2 separate regions of the Homo sapiens genome follow, and region 2 is linked to region 1. Evidence: chromatin loops called from intact Hi-C (ENCODE). Cell type or tissue: PC-3. All regions are shown on one strand.

Region 1 (2,500 bases):
AGGAAAATGTCATTGAATCACTCTTGTTTAAAGCCCTTCTTCTCACCCTATTATTCTGGGTCGTTTGGAGAAATAATTTATCTATGGAAACTTTGGAAACAATGATTAATTTGGCATTACTTTGGATTTTTCCCTGGTCTTTTAAATTTTTAACAACACTCCAAGAGGGAAGTCATTTTTCAGATGTTCTAGATCAAAGTAACCCAAATGGGGACACTTGGAAGAAAACAAACACTTCAAATAGAAGCAACTTCTTCTTAACTTATATTTTTGTCTGTCTTACCACCAGTTTATTTTTCACTCTTTCCTCAATCATCTTAAAAGCTAAGATCTTGAAACCATTTTTTTTTTTCATAATAGATGAAATGCCATTTGGATTGTAAGTCACCAGCCCTCCATCTCCCCCTTCTCTTTTTCACCTGTCAACACTAGATTTAGGCCTTTTTCCCACCCCTACTCCACCCTACATTTTTCACATAAATGAAAGGAGGTAGTGCTGGTTAAATGGCCCATGCTGGAAGTGCATCTCTCCAGCACTGCCAGGTGTGATGGAAACCCCAGCCAGATGGGCATTCCAGTTTGTGAGGAGGAGGCTATTCTTAGGTACAGTTTCTACTGACACCATAAAGGCTGCAAAACCAGCCACAAATAACTCCCCAGACTTTTTGAGGATTTCTCTAGGCTGATGATGTCAGTACTTGTGGATTTGGAGCTTCTATAGTGGTGTTTCTCAACCCTGGCTGCACATTAGAACATCTGATTAAAAAAAAAAAAATACTCATGCTTGGGCCTCTCCCCCAGAGATTCTGATCTAGTTGTTCTGGGGTAAAACTTAAACATATATATATATACACATTTTTTTTTTTTTAACGGAGTCTCACTCTATTGCTAGGCTAGAGTGCAGTGGCGCAATCTTGGCTCACTGCAAGCTCTGCCTCCCGGGTTTACGCCATTCTCCCGCCTCATCCTCCCAAATAGCTGGGACTACAGGCGCCCGCCACCACGCCCGGCTGAGTTTTTTGTATTTTTAGTAGAGACGGGGTTTCACCATGTTGGCCAGGATGGTCTCGATCTCTTGACCTCATGATCTGCCCACCTCGGCTTCCCAAGGTGCTGGGATTACAGGCGTGAGCCACCGCGCCCGGCCAAACATGAGTATTTTTTTTTTCAAACTTCCTCACATGACTCCAGCACATAGCCAGGGCTGAGAAACACTGATCTGAGGCATTTGTGAAAACCATGACTAAACACAGCGAAGTCCTGTTCCCTTAATTTGCTTACTATTTTTAGATAATACTTTGACCAATGGTACGTGACTCTTGGAGGTCTCAGCAAAAAGAGATGAGAAACTGAGCTGCATACCTGGACAGGGTTCATATTGCACTGATGTTTCGTCATTGAGGTGCCTTTCCAACTTGGGTCATCCTGTGTGGATCAAATCCAAATATCTACAATGACTGGGAAAGTGAGTCAATGTGGGAGAAGTGCAGGGCACAAAAAGCAGCACAGAATGGTGAGTCATGAACCAGAGAGTGAACTTCCAGTCCAAAAGGGGGGCCACTGCTACTCAGACCCAGCCAGTTTTTGCCCTAAAAGAATGCCAACCCCATGTGGCCAAAGATCTTGAGTTTTTAAAGAAACTAAAAATCTAAATTTTTGTGTGAAATCTCCCAATTTTATAGCATTGGTTCACATTAAAAACTACTTGATGGGATAAACAAAGCATGTTGACATTGGCCTCAGGTCCTGGTCAGAAGGTAGCTAGTTTAGAACTTCTATAAGACAAAACATCAATGGGATGCATCATGATCTATCTTGGCTGGACACTCTGAGAAGGCAACAAAGGAGTCTTTCAGGGGAACCAAGCCACTAGGAGGGGGTCTAGGGAGAATGAAGCCAGCCCAGGAACACTGACTAGCCACTGGGCTTTCTTTAGGCTGAGCAAAAAACTCCAAAACAAAGAAACTAATATTCTATCTGAATGTTAAATCATTAATAGAAGCATAAAATGTTAGAGCTAAAAGAAAACCAAAAGAAATCGTTCAGTTCAATCTAGTTATTTTTAAAAGAATGAAAACCAAAAAAGTAAAGAAATTGAAGCTTCCAGAGGTAATGTGAACTTGCTCATGATGCAGCGAACAGATGCCAGGATTCTGAACTCCTCGTCCAATGTCTGTGTTGACATCATAGTGAAACCAGCCTTGACTCTGTAACTCAGGACACTTCTATACTCAAATGGCAAAAGTCATGGTTTAGATAATAAGAACAATGATAGGTAAGCTGAAGATGTCATATAATTTATATGGTGAAGGTTAAATGTCGATAATATTTTAAAATATTAGAGAAAATACTTTCAGACTGGGCTTGTGCTGCACATTGAGGAAAGAACCTCTTTGGCCTATAAAAAATATCAAATTCCTGCTATGAACTACACACTAGGCAAAGGGCTGTGGGTGAAAACAGAAATGGGTTCACTAGTTTACAGTCAAATGAAACAAAA
Region 2 (2,500 bases), 51 kb after region 1:
CAGGGAAAATCAAAAGGCCCAAAGGTTTAAGATGATTATTCAAATTCAGTGGTAATATTTTAAATTTTACAAGGATTTAAATATTTGACCATAAAGGAAATTTCATATTTTAAAATGTACTACTTTAAATTAAAATATATATCTGTGTTTAAAACCATTGAATAAGATTCCAGTAATGGATATATTTAAATTTAGTTGACAGTCAAAATATTGTTTACAACCCTGGATTATTTTCTTTTGAGCGCTGACCTATTAAATCATGCATTATAAATCCAAGTTGTTCAGGGATATTTTCATGGTAAGCAAGTGACCAAATAGTATCAATATAGCTGTTTGACTGAATCAGTTAAAAATCTACAAGTTTTAAGTGATTTTTAAGTGGTCCTCTTAGCTTCTATCTTTACCACCTTGTCAGAATGTATCCTTGGTCTCAAGGGGAACGCAGTTGCAACTGTGTGGATAGATCAGCACAAATTCTGCAATAGTACTGAGAAAATATCCTAACATTGATAATGAGTGTAAGGAAAACAGTTTAAATCTTGCTTTAAAATATCGTTTAAATGTCAGCGAAGTGTTTTTGCTCTGTGTGACTCATACAGGGTCTGTAAAAAAAACTGCTTCTGAATAACTCTATTATTGAGGTTATAAATTTTTGTGTTGGTAACCTCTTGCTAGAACTACCAAGAAAAGTATTACCCGTTAGTGAAGCTATATCCAGCTCTGCTTCTTCCACCCCAACAGGTAAATCAAGATGAAAGGGATTGAGGTGGGTGAGCTAAAAGAAATAAAGTCATTTATTCTTTTAGAAGAGAAAGAGAGAAGGGTGTGGGAAGGAATGAGAAAATTACTCTATCCATCTAAAACACCTTGTGTGAGATACTTTTCCTCCTCTTCTTATTTTTCTGCCTAGTAGAAAAATAAGCAAGAAAGAAGAAAGACAGAGGAGGAAGAAGGAGGGGGAGGAAAGGTGCGAGAGGGAGGGAGAAAGAAGAGGGAGGAGAGGTGGGAGGAGAGGGAGAGGGAGAAGTGGATGCAAGGAAAGGAAATGAGGAGGAGATGCTGTGTCATTCTCTCCCCTCCCCATCCCGCACAGGACTCCTCCTCTGGCAGCTGATGGAGGCAGAAACTGAGAGAGAAGCTGCAGTCTTGTTGTGAATGAAGAAGCTATGAGCACTTTAAATCAAAGCAAAGTCACAGAACAGTAAAGCCAGGATGAACTCAGGGAGTTCAGCACCAAGGCAAGCAGATGAGAAAAAGGAGCCAAAGGTTTCCTTCTCTAAAGATGTAAAAGTTAAGAGAGAGGAAGACCAGGCATTACCATAGTTATCAAATGGGGAACAAAGGGAGCCTTTTAACTTAGGCTGGTTTACCTTACAAGTTGCAAATTAAATAGCCTTTTTAAATGTTGTGTCTGTTGTATACCACAAGCTTAATAAAGAGACACACATTTGATAATTATCGTGTAACAAATATACAGTTATTCATCTTTGGAAGAAAATTTAGGTGGAAAATACTATCCAAGCTTCAGGAAAACTGTTGGCCCAGTCACACGGAAACATGACTAAGAGATTTGGCACTTAGTTGGCATTACAACAAATACTTGCTGAAAGAACCAATACAGAAATGAATGGATGCATGCACGGAGGCATAAATGAATGGATGCATGCAAGTAAGCTGGCTACAGAATCCTGAAAATTGCAGGAAAAGTATGTTACGATTGAAAAAGCAAACTCTGGAAAAGACGAAACCTAAGTTAGAAACTCACAGAAAAATGCCTCCTCCTCCTCCTCCTCCTCCTCCTCCTCCTCCTCCTCCCTCCTCTCCTCCTCCCTCCTCCTCCTCCTCTGGTGGTCAAGAGCATCACTGAGCTTTTAATGACAGAGTATATGCGTATTTACGTTAAGCTAAGCACATGGACTTGACAGCTTAATTTACAGTGTTTTCTTCTCACCACTTTGTGTCTTCAGAAATCTGCTCCACAAGAGCTAAATGCCCAAATGTAGGCATTGTGGCATTTCCCATGTTGAATGACAATGAACAACCTCTGTTGCATAGTATGACAGGCATTTCCTCCCAAGAAAGCTTTCCAGAATGTAAAACTTGCATCCATTTGTGTTGCCTGTGACTGACTGATTTGCCCTCCATTAAACACGCTTTGCAGTTAATCCTCTCAAAAGTGTGTTCATAAGCCAACTGAAGAGCTCTGTGCCTTAAGGGTTTTGGTCAATGACCATGTTTTAATGACCATCAGATTACCAGGAAGTGGAGTTCTTCTACCTACAATTTCCCTTCTGACAGGGACAGCTTTAAATATGCAGGCACTGAGAGATGGGCTAGGGAACCAAGCCAAAAGGGGAGAGTGTGAATTATCAGCAAATCAGAGCCTTGGAAACTAACTGGCAAGCCTGTTTCATTGGTAGAAATATCCCTTAGTAGAGACCATCTGTGTCACATTCCATGTTGAGTCTTTTACCAGTTCTTTTAGGTTAGAAAATATAGC

The links. Peaks named below come from ENCODE experiments on the same cell type or tissue, not always from the same donor. Only the 100,000 strongest peaks of a DNase experiment are listed, where the experiment ranks them.
Region 2: it touches region 1 in a loop (5-fold over the local background); 3 of 110 quality-filtered maps call a loop at or near these places.

What each region holds. Positions count from the first base shown.
Region 1 is chrX:22,364,560-22,367,059 of GRCh38, reverse strand. The region is part of intron 5 of PTCHD1-AS (PTCHD1 and PHEX antisense RNA); the gene reads left to right. Among named protein-coding and RNA genes, the nearest start is that of CBLL2, 93 kb to the right of the region's middle. RefSeq lists an enhancer at 837-2,036. In PC-3, no CTCF peak of the experiment used is centred here; a DNase peak (open chromatin) is centred at 1,379; H3K27ac peaks cover 1,964 bases.
Region 2 is chrX:22,313,493-22,315,992 of GRCh38, reverse strand. The region is part of intron 5 of PTCHD1-AS (PTCHD1 and PHEX antisense RNA); the gene reads left to right. Among named protein-coding and RNA genes, the nearest start is that of CBLL2, 42 kb to the right of the region's middle. In PC-3, no CTCF peak of the experiment used is centred here; no DNase peak of the experiment used is centred here; H3K4me3 peaks cover 371 bases; H3K27ac peaks cover 940 bases.